Linked DNA regions of Homo sapiens: region 1 is linked to region 2. The links are chromatin contacts, found by Hi-C or POLR2A ChIA-PET in ENCODE. All regions are on one chromosome and are shown on one strand. Each heading gives the region's core, a stretch centred on a gene start or an enhancer-like site at or near the end of the contact. The rest is flanking DNA. Distances are from core to core; before and after follow the strand shown. Region 1 has its middle 60 kb from the start of ITPKB. Region 2 has its middle 37 kb from the start of PARP1.

Region 1 (5,705 bases), core at 1,108-3,607, 350 kb after region 2:
CAACTAGACCACATCTGTCCGGAGCAGAAATTTTCATCTTTTTTGTATTTTGATTCTCACAGCTGTCAACTAAGCCCTGGACACAAGGCACAGTATCTTCCTGGGGATAGATATGACCAACTGACTGATTCTTTTTTTTTTTTGAAATGGAGTCTCACTCTGTTGCCCGGGCTAGAGTACAGTGGTGCGATTTCGGTTCACTGCAACCTCTGTAACCTGTGTCTAAGCAATTCTCCTGCCTCAGCCTCGCTGGTAGCTGGGATTACAGGCACCCACCACCACGCTGGGCTAATTTTTTGTATTTTTAGTAGAGATGGGGTTTCACCATGTTAGCCAGGATGGTCTCGATCTCCTGACCTCATGATCCACCCACCTCAGCCTCCCAAAGTGCTGCCATTACAGACGTGAGCCACCACGCCCAGCCAATTTTTGTATTTTTAATAGAGACAGGGTTTCGCCATGTTGGCCAGGCTGGTCTTGAACTCCTGATATCAGGTGATCCATGCACCTCAGCTTCCCAAAGTGCTGGGATTACATGCGTGAGCCACCGTTCCCAGCCTGACTGATTCTTAAATGACAGCAGCTTTCAGTGGAATCCTGTTCAGCCTCCACATGTGCTCTTGGAAAGTATTCACCCAACCGGAACACCACAAGACGTCTTGGAGTTTCCAGGGCAGTCCTGATTTTGAATCTTTGAATCTCACTGTCTAACCATCATCATGGAAAACTTTCTCACTGCCTTAAGGCCTCCATTTCTCCATCTGCAAAGTGGGAGGAATAGCTGGGCACTTTGTATACAGACAACTGGGAAGAGAGGACAAATCAGGGCACATTGAAACCTTCAGTGGCTGAGGGGACACAGGAGGAAGATGCGTGGTGGAGAGAAGGAGGAGGTAATGGGTCCTGTCTCTCCTGATCTTCACAAGGAGGAGGTAATAGGTCCTGTCTCTCCTGATCTTCACAAGGAGGAGGTAATGGGTCCTGTCTCTCCTGATCTTCACAAGGAGGAGGTAATGGGTCCTGTCTCTCCTGATCTTCACAAGGAGGAGGTAATGGGTCCTGTCTCTCTTGATCTTCACAAGGAGGAGGTAATGGGTCCTGTCTCTCCTGATCTTCACAAGGAGGTAATGGGACCTGTCTCTCCTGATCTTCACAAGGAGGAGGTAATGGGTCCTGTCTCTCCTGATCTTCACGAGGAGGTAATGGGTCCTGTCTCTCCTGATCTTCACAAGGAGGAGGTAATGGGTCCTGTCTCTCCTGATCTTCACAAGGAGGAGGTAATGGGTCCTGTCTCTCCTGATCTTCACAAGGAGGAGGTAATGGGTCCTGTCTCTCCTGATCTTCACAAGGAGGAGGTAATGGGTCCTGTCTCTCCTGATCTTCACAAGGAGGAGGTAATGGGTCCTGTCTCTCTTGATCTTCACAAGGAGGAGGTAATGGGTCCTGTCTCTCCTGATCTTCACAAGGAGGTAATGGGACCTGTCTCTCCTGATCTTCACAAGGAGGAGGTAATGGGTCCTGTCTCTCCTGATCTTCACGAGGAGGTAATGGGTCCTGTCTCTCCTGATCTTCACAAGGAGGAGGTAATGGGTCCTGTCTCTCCTGATCTTCACAAGGAGGAGGTAATGGGTCCTGTCTCTCCTGATCTTCACAAGGAGGAGGTAATGGGTCCTGTCTCTCCTGATCTTCACAAGTGAACCGAGTTTACCACAGGAACTGTGAGCAGTTGGGGCCTACTGCTCTGGGGAGAGCGCCTCTCACCAGTGTGGCCCTTATCTGTTTGCAAGAGCCGCCTCCTTCCTGGGCCCCAGCCACCTGTGGTTGACTGAAGCTCTCAAATGAAGTTTGACCCAACCACACAACACCCAACCTGAACACCACAATAGGTCTTGGATTTTCCAGGGCAGTCCTGATTTTGAATCTTTATCTCACTGTCTAAAAATGGTATGTTCCAGTTCAGGGCCCAAAAACCTGATCAGCTGCACACTGGGAGTCCTAGGTGAGAGGTTAAAGTGGAGACCTTGCCTTGTTTCTCACTGGCACCCCAGGCTCCCGCCTCTGAACTGTGCCACATGGGAGCACCTCTCCTGCTGCTCCTCCGTTTCCTGAGCCTGGCGCCTGCCCTCCCACTGTCCCAGGACTCATCTGACCGTCATGCCAATGGCGGGCTCACTGGGGTCTCGGGGAGATCAGGCCTTCACTGTCTAATTCATCAGGGACTAGCAGTGGGATGTGGGTTGGGGATGTTTTGGGGTGGACGGGTCTTTTGATGGGTGGCACTCAGGTCATGTCAGAACAGGGGCTGAAGGCAGGTAGAGGCAGGAGAAGCCCCGCTTCCCTCGGCATCCTGCGTGGGTGAACAGAAACAGGAAGCAGAGGAGTGTGACGGGGTTGGAGACACCAGAGCACAGTGTGATGTGATGGCTGCTCTGCGGCTCGTCAATACTGAATCTTCCAAGGGGGCCATTTCCTCATCTATACAAAGGGCCCGTAACTGGACAGGATGTGTGCTGAGTGGCTGCCCAGCTGCGGCTCCTCTCCGAGAACACCAGCCCCTGGCAGTTTCCTGAACGCAGTGACCCCGCTGCGTACCTGTGACCCCACCCCTGACCAGGCCTGGGAGCCTCTTCTGTCTGAGGCAGCCCTGTGGGAGCTGGCAGGAGGAGAGACACATGGAGGGGACTTCTGCGGCTGAGGGACAGCCAGGAGAAGGGCAGTGGGGAAACTTGTGAGTAAGCAGAAGCCACGAGGCAGGGCGAAGGCGCGTGAAGACAGAGCCGCAGGGGCACAAGGAGCAGCTGCAGACGCTGCAGGGTCCCTGGGAAACTGAGTCACGCCTTGGGCACAGTCACTCCGTGGGGCACAGCGTGGGCACTGCTTCTGAAGGCACACCTGCTGCTGTGGGATCCTGAACAACACTCCAGTTCTCCTGAAGATCTGATTGTCTTGATGCCAAACTGATTTCCAGTGTTGCTTTACTTCTAGTTTATCCCTACAATTGTGCTCCCCGGCCTGTGGGGACCAGCATTGATCTCTGTCCCTTGCAACCTGAGACAGTCAACAACTGGTCTCAGTGGTTCATCTGAACCCACTTTACAGAGGAGAAAATAGAGTCATAGAGGTCTGTGTCCAAGGTTGTGGCTGGTAAGTGCTGGAGCCAGGATTGATTCCAGCTTCTTTCCCACTATACCCAGGTATTATTGCTGAAAAAAAGGGAAACCTAGAATGTTATGCCTACAGGGTAGGCGTGAGCTCCCGCCATGGCCGGAGTTCCAGCTGTGTCCTGGTTCTCATCACCCAGACACGCTTTGAACCTGAAGGTGGAAAGTGGAAAAATGCCAAACTGGTTTGAGAAGAAAGGGGGAGAACGTCAAGTGGAAAATATTCTGTTCTCTGCCTCATCATTAGAAGAAAGGAAAGGGGTGTGTGTCTCATTTTTCTTAACAAAAGCAACACAGGAAGAAAACTGTTTATTAAACCAGGCATAGTGGCTCAGGCCTACAAACCCAGCACTTTCGGAGGCCGACGCGGGTGGATCGCTTGAGCCCAGGAGTTCGGGACAAGCCTGAGCAACATGGTGAAACTCTGTCTCTACAAAAAAACTAAAAAATTAGCTGGGCAGGATGCTGTGTGTCTGTGGTCCCAGCTACCCAAGAGGCTGAGGTGGGAGGATTATTTTGAGCCCAGGAGGTTGAGGCTGCAGTGAGCTATGATCACACCACTGCACTCCAGCCTGGGTGACAGAGACTTTGTCTCAAAAAAAATTTTTTTAAAAAGAAAAAGAAAAAGAAAACTTTAAGACACTGCATACTTTAGCAAGTAAGCAAAGATGCAGAGACACTCATTTTGGCTCTAAAGCTCTTAAGAAATCTTTGCAAAAGAAGAAGAAAAAAAAAGGTAATCAAAAGCCTTTTTTTTTTTTTTTTTTTTTAAAGAAACCTGAAATGGTTCAGGTGACTTGAGGGCATGTTTGGGCAATTTTGTTTTACTTGAGGTCATATAGATAGCTATAATAAGCTGTCAGCTTATTCTACCTGTACCTTGGAAGTGGCCAGTCAGGAAGGAGGTGAACATTATGGGTCTTTCAAGGATTCTAGGGGCCCTGTCTGATCCCCCACTGGCTCCATTCTTGCCAACCTCTCCTAAACACTCTGACCTAGGGCACCTGACTCAGTTGTTAGATGTCAAAGTGAGAGGCATATCCATTCTCATTCATCTTTCAAAATTGAGTTCCACTGCCTCCTCCTCCAGGAAGCCTTCCTTGATTCTCTGTCTCATTCCCACTGCTCTTCCCATTCAGGATTAAATCCCTCTCCTCTGTGTCCCCACCTTTTCCTGTGCAGTAGTGCATCTCTCTGTCCTGGTATTCATCATACCACATTATGATAATCAGTTCACACTGTCAGGCCCTCAGGGTAAGAGGCAAGTCTTCTTTAACTTCGTATTATCAGTACTTAGCCAAGGGCCTGGCATGTAGTAGATGCTCAATAAATTTTGCTGAATGAATACAAGAAAAGAAGGGAAGTGGGGAGGACATTTTGGGAAATATGAAATTTTCTTTTTGAGATTTATCTCAAAAATACGTGTCTAGTACTTGTCCACAGATAGCAATTAAAGTCAGGATTCTATTTGCTGCAAATGATTGAGTTTCTTCACTCCCAGTTGTAACTTGGGCACCTAAGGCAGGAGGAAATTGGGGTAGATTTAGAGGGATTTGGGAACATTGTGTCTGAGGAGTATGTGTGTGTCCTAACACATTTCTGAACTAAGTAGATGTCTCTGAACCACATACAAAAGGCAAACATGCCACATTTTGTCTCCCTGGAACTTAGTAACTTAGCAATTTCACCTTTGGGACCACGGCCACCCACTAGCATTCAAATCGCTTAGTGCAGAAGGGGGCTTGTTCTCTTGTTCACTATTGCAGCCTCAACCCTAGAAAAGGCCCTAGCAATGGGTAGGTCCTCAATAAAGATTTGTTGAATGATTAAATAAGTGAGAAAAGGACCTGAGAGCAGCTTAGGTGCCACAAAATTTCTGCCGTAGATATCTTGAACTTCACTCCCAGGAGAACCCTCATATTCTCACTCAAGACAGTTTACAAACAGTTCTATCAGATTTCATTATCTGATTCTATCTTCGCTGGAGACAAAAAATTGGAAGAAAGGCAAAGAATTTTTACTCTACCTATAGAAATATGTTTTCTTTATTACTTAGGAAGAAGGAAAAGTAGATACAAGACTTCAAAACACACAGTAGACAAGGGCCAACTGTGGCAGCTATAAGCAGCTTTCAGTAATGCCTTGGTTCCTGGGAGCATGAACACACAGCATTAACTGACATGCAAAATGATAACCCAGTCATGAAATACAGAAGAAGTTCATTTTGGCTTAATTGTCTAAGACGACAGGCAAGTCAATAAAACACTTCTTTTTTTTTTTTTTTTTTGAGACAGGGTCTCCCTCTGTCACTCAGGCTGGAGAGCAGCAGCACAATCAACACCCAGCTAATTTTTAAGTTTTTTGTAGAGACGAGGTTTTGCCATGTCGCCCAGGCTGGCCTCCAATTCCCAGACTCAAGTGACCTGCCCACTTCAGCCTCCCAAAGTGCTAGGATTATAGGCCTGAGCCACCACGCCTGGCCCAGTGAAACATTTCTGAAAGGTCTCTATTAATGATGGATAAAATTGAAAAAAGTGAGGTGCT
Region 2 (5,894 bases), core at 2,180-4,679:
GCAATAGAGAGATGAAATTACAGTGAAGCAAGAGAGAGTAAAAGGGGATGGAGAAGGCGAGGCAGGAAGGCACATGCAAGGTGGCTGGCCAGGCTTCACAAGAAACAGCAGGATGCTTCCAAACAGTTCTTTGGCCACAGGGGGAGGAAAGGAGGGGCGTTATCCATTGTTTCCTTCTATCTCTTTTCTACCATTGGTCCGAGCTTGTCCTGAGGCTGCTACTGCTCTGCCCTTCAGGTATGGGCGTGTTTCCCAGTTCCATTTACTGACAAGTTCCTCTTCTCCATTGATTTGAAAGGTCTCTTTTGTTATACACAACATTTCTATTTTTTAATTTTCTATTTAAAATTTTCTTTTCTATTCCATTGGTCTTTCTCTTCAAGCTGTTTTATTTATTTATTTATTTATTGAAATGGAGTCTTGCTCTGTTGCCCAGGCTGGAGTGCAGTGGCATGATCTCGGCACACTGCAACCTCCACCTCCTGGATTCAAGCAATTCTCCTGCCTCAGCCTCCTGAGTAGCTGGGACTACAGGTTTCTGCCACCACACCCGGCTAATTTTTGTATTTTGGGTAGAGATGGGGTTTCACTGTGTTGGCCAGGCTGGTCTTGAACTCCTGACCTCAAGTGATCCACCTGTCTTGGCCTCCCAAAGTGCTGGGATTACAGGCGTGAGCCACTGTGCCAGACCCCAAGCTGTTTTAATTATTGAAATTTTGGAATATGTTTTAGTATCTGGTAGGCCTCGTTCCTCATCTTCTTTATCAGTATTTTCTTAGGTATTCTTATTCATTTTTTCATAAACTTTATAAACAGTTTGTCTGGTTAAAAAAATGGTGTTTTTAACAGACTGCATCACCTTTATAAATTAAATTATGGAGAACTGAAGCTTTTAGTATGTTGAGTCTTCCTCTCCAAAAACATGGTATATTTATTCCCTTTGTTCCAGCCTGCCTTTGCGTTCCTCAGTCGTTTCAAGGCGTTTTAAGGCTTTACCTGATTCTTGTTATAGTCATTCCTCGTGTTAGCAGGTGGTAGGATTGACTTTTTCCCCCAATTTTCTTTGCTTGAATTTAGAAAAATAATTGAATCTGTATACTTTTAAATTAAAACAATAAATAATTAATTTTTAAATGGTAAAATAAAGGGGAGAAAGGATAGTTTTTTTAAAAAAATAAGAACATACTATGTACCTCATAAATAAGTACAATTATTGTATGTCAATTAAAAAATAAGATAAAATAAATTTAGAAATAAATAAAAATTATAAAACGAGAACAAACACCAAAACCAAAGTTTTGTGTGTTTTTTTTTGTTTGTGTGTTTGTTTGTTTTAGAGATGGGGTCCTACTAAGTTGCCCAGGCTGGTCTCATACTTCTGGGCTTAGGTGATCCATCCTGTCTCAGCCTCCCAAAGTGCTGAGATTACAGGCATGAGCTAGCATGCCTGGCCCCAAACCAACATTGTACTTTCTCCGGTCTGGCGAGGCTGAGTTCTGGTAGCCTGAAAATGCTGACGCAGCCATTGACTGGGTTTGACCCAGGAGCTCTGAGGGGCCCTGAGAGCTCACAATCTGGCAGGGGAGGGTGGAACGGATGAGAGGTTGTTGCTTTTGCTCGGCTAATGTGGGAGTCCACATTAGTCCGAGGCTATTCCCAGGGCCACAGAATCTACTTTACCCACTGCCCTCATCTTTGGTAAAATGCCTCTCCCAACTGAAGAATAAACACACTTACTTTCTCACTTACTCTTTATTTTTAATTTTTTTTTTTTTTTTTTTTTGTAGAGAAGGGTGTCTCATTATGCTGCCCAGGATGGTCTCAAACTCCTGACCTCGACTTCCCAAAGTGTTGGGATTACAGGCATGAGTCACTGCACTCAGTCACTCTCTCACTCTAAGAACCTCCTTGCTCAACTAAATTTCTTTCTTTTGATGCCAGGAAGTCATAGGCTGGGAGCTGGCATCAGACTTGCTCTGGAATCTATTTTTATTACCTATGTATCACTATGTGAGTCAATGACTTTGCCTGCTGAGCATCAATCACAAAGAAACCGCTTTTCCCAGTCAGAGTTCTGGGTGGCGATCTGGGGGACAAAGGCAAGGAGAGGAAAACTTGGGAGGTTTTCTAGGTGTTAGTTCTGCCCTGGGGTCACACAGCAAGTTGCCTTCCTTTCCATGTGTTCTCTGTCTGTGTCTTCTCTTCTCCAGCCTTTCTGCTTCTTTAGCAGAAGACATCTGGCCGAATGTCACGGAAAGTGTTTCATTCAATGCATTTAAGAAATGAGATCAAAGTTTCTTTCTATAATTGGCTTACACACACTGTTGAGTCAGCTTTGCTTTTCCCTGTCTTTCCCCGTTTTATTTTTTTAATTTTTTTTGAGATAGGGTCTTCCTCTGTCACCCAGGCTGGAGCGCAGTGGCTCAATCACAGCTCATTACAGACTCGACCTCCTGGGCTCAAGAGATCCTCCCGCCTTGGCCTCCCAAATGTGCTGGGATTACAGTTGTGAGCCACTGTCCAGGCCTCCTCTGTTTTATTTATGCAAGTATTTCAAAGGTATTTCAGGGAATATTCGCACCTTATGACTTTGTTCTTCAGAGAAAGTTAAAGAGTCTTATCTGGGAAAGATGAGGCAGGAATCCAGGAGGGAGGGAGAGATGAGGTTCTGGGTGCCTCTGGAGCTGGCTTTGGCCAGTTTTTTAGAAGAATGTAATTCTTGCCCCCTCTCTTCAACCCAATGCCTGTCCCCGTCTCACCAGCACATTTACTGGAGGGACAATCTAATCCCAATGGCCAAGCCATTCTGTGCAAAACTCTTAAGCTCTTCCCAGCACCAGTCTTATTTTATTACCTTTTTCTTTTCTTTTTTTTTTAAACTCACACCAAAAGCCACATTCAAAGCACCAGTCTTATTAGCTCACCTTTTCTCTCTTTCTCCTTTCTCTTGTGGTTGGAGAGGCTTTATGGATGGGAAGGACTGAAGTGAGTTAGCTAACTAGAGATTTATTTGGTTTTGAGGGACCTTGTTCCACCTATTTTGGTTCAGAGTCTAGTCAAATAACTTTATTAAAGAAGATAAGCTTGTTGTGTTCCGTCTTAGGATACCAAACCAACATGCCTGTCTCTTCAAATGTTCCTCAAATGAGGTAGTGCTTCAGTTAGGTTGCCCGTGGCTGCAAGCAATGAAAAATACAGCTCTGCTCACTTAAACGATAAAGACAGCTATTGTCCTGTGAGGCAGTCAAGGTGCTTGGCCCCCTAAATCACTGACATGAGGCAGATTGACTAATAGGAGAGAAGACATATGAATTTGTTTAACATGTATACACAGGAAGCTTCAGAATGAAGACCCAATCCCCTAGTGGGGTGCAGAAGCTTATGCACCACCTTGAGGTTGCAGAGAGAATGTGGGCTCAGAGCATGGCCCCAGACAGGTTTCAGTGGCAACACAGGTTGTGGGAGGAAGAAAGGAAGTGGCTTGGCTAGCAAAGGCAGTCCTGTTGTGTAGATGAAACCTCACGGGGAGCAACCCTCAGAAAGAGCAGATGGCGGATGCTTCTTTTCAGACCTGCAGGTGTCAGAATCTCAGTTAATCTTTCCAGACAAGGGAAGGGCTGGCTGCATTAATGCAGAGTCTCTACAGATCTACAGGTGCAAATTTCTCCCGCAAAAGACAACCTTACAGGCCACTTCAGAATATGTCAAAGAAATCTGTTTTGGGGTAAAGTATTAATATTTTGATTTCCTTCACCTGCATACTCAAGTCCTGAGGGGAGGTGGACGACAGGATGGACACCACACAGGCCTCTGGATCTCTTTCTCTGTCAGCCTCTCCCCCAGCCTCCTCTGGGCACACACTTCATCTTCAGGGCTGGTGCAAGATGGCAGCCCCAGTTCAGCCTCAGTGAGAAGGAGAATGTTCACAGGAAAAAAGTGCAAGTAGAAAATAAAATCCTAAGGCCCTCAACCAAATGAACAGACCCCATTTTGGCCAAGGGGATCCCAGATAAACCTTAAAAACAGTGCCCAGCTGTGACAGGACAGGAGGTCAGACAAGCCTCATTACACCCCCTCCCTTTTGCGGTTTAGACGCAACAACTGACCAGCATTAATGATAAAATAGAGATTACAAGACAGACAGAAGAGGCTCTTTTTGGCAATAAGATACCAAATTATACATAGGACCTAAGGCCATGCCAGGTAAGGGTTAAGCGTGCACAGTTTATTAAAGAATAAACTATGTTCTCAGATGTGAGGGTGATCTGGCTGCGACACCTGTCACCCCATGGATCATCAGGGTTGATTCGGCTGATCCGGCTGGCTAGGTGGGTATCCCCTTCCTCCCTCTCTCTCCAAGTACGTCCCTCCCAAAGCTGCGCACTCAAAGAGGATGACCATCCCCGATGGAGGAGGACCCAGCTTTGGTCAAGGATGTATGAGTAGCCATGCTCCCCTGCTAGAACCTCCAAACAAGCTCTCAAGAATAAGCTATGTTCTGTCATAAGGTTTTTCTTTTTTTCTAGCAGCTGAACAAGCAATGGCCTCAAGATAAGCAAGATGAAAATAATCATAGCTCCCCGCCAGATGCTGACTGACCCTCTTCCTCCAGCCACAACTACAGCTTTGACTGGACAAGAAACTGATGGCTGTGACTTTCTCTTGATAAGAGACCACTGACCATGAGCTGGTTCTAGCTGGTTTACAGAGCTTGTGCACTTGAGTGCCCCCATATCTCTGCTTCACCTTTTGATATATAGGGCCCAACTGTAATACATTTACGTGTTAAGTCTCTGCCTCTAAATGAACATGGGTCATATGTAACATGCATTTTTATTCAGTATGCAGGTGTTCATGAACCACCTTCATGAATATTCATAGCTCCTCCTATCATCTGTTGAATATATATACTTGGCCAACCCATTCAACATAAATCCCTATTTCACCCTCCCCTCTTGAAGTGCCTACTTTCAGGGTCTGCTGGAGGCTACAGTTCCCAGCCTGTGGGATGGCCAGTCTACAGGTTGTGACCCCTATTATAAGAAATAAAGGCTCCTTTTCTAAATGTATAAATCTCAGGATTTTTTTCAGTTGATAAAATTGAGGCTAACTTCCTAAGAGCCATGCACCTCATTGGCTTGTATGAGCATGATAGCTGAACTAAACTGGAGTTCTGTCAGGAGTGGGGAATGCAAAATGGGTGTTGGGTAGGCGACCAGCAATGTCCACCAGAGATGGGCTCCAGATCCTTCTCATTCTTGGTTGCCCTTGCGAAAATAAGTAGTTCAAAATCTAAGCTGTTGGAACTCTAAATTATTTTGAGCCTTAAAGAAATCTGGCTGGACACGGTGGCTGTGATTCCAGCACTTTGGGAGGCCGAGGCAGGGAGATCACTTGATGACAGGAGTTCGAGACTAGCCCAGCCAACATAGCGAAGCCCCATCTCTACTAAAAATTCAAAAAATTAGCTAAGCGTGGTGGCACACGGCTGTAATCCCAGCTACTCGGGAGGCTGAGGCACGAATTGCTTGAACCCAGGAGGCGGAGGTTGCAGTGAGCAAGATTGACCCACCACACTCCAGTATGGGCGACAGAGGGAAACTCGGTCTCAGAAAAAAAAAGGAATGTAATTATGGAGCCTGAGTCATGTGACAAGCAGCTGTAACCTTTGTTTCTCTGTTTATAGATGAGCCGGCTTCCTTAGCTGCATTATTTTGTAAAATGTACTGAATGACTAAAAAGCACCAGGGAAGATCTCCTTTCCTCTTCACTATTGATCTTCATTATAGATTCACTTCCATATTACCTTGCTTTTCTTTTCTTTTTTTTTTTTTTGAGACAAAGTCTCGATCTGCCATCTAGGCTGGAGTGCAGTGGTGCAATCTTGGCTCACT

The links. Hi-C counts contacts between places; a loop is a spot of excess contacts on that map. ChIA-PET counts read pairs that join two places held with the same protein, here RNA polymerase II (POLR2A). Pooled maps may share reads with other maps.
Region 1: a loop to region 2 is called in a pooled map, with 2.4 times the contacts of the local background. The contact joins two enhancer-like sites. A Hi-C loop is called at or near these places in 2 of 50 pooled maps. POLR2A ChIA-PET finds 5 or more read pairs at or near these places in 2 of 52 experiments (OCI-LY7 and activated naive CD4-positive, alpha-beta T cell).

The regions. Positions count from the first base shown.
Region 1 is chr1:226,796,719-226,802,423 of GRCh38, forward strand. No RefSeq gene overlaps it. Among named protein-coding and RNA genes, the nearest start is that of ITPKB, 60 kb to the left of the region's middle. RefSeq lists an enhancer at 2,590-2,639. Within about 2 kb of position 2,358, at least 11 of the 41 ENCODE cell types and tissues checked have a DNase peak (open chromatin) inside an H3K27ac peak, as active enhancers do.
Region 2 is chr1:226,441,687-226,447,580 of GRCh38, forward strand. It overlaps the pseudogene RN7SKP165. Among named protein-coding and RNA genes, the nearest start is that of PARP1, 37 kb to the left of the region's middle. Within about 2 kb of position 3,430, at least 3 of the 41 ENCODE cell types and tissues checked have a DNase peak (open chromatin) inside an H3K27ac peak, as active enhancers do.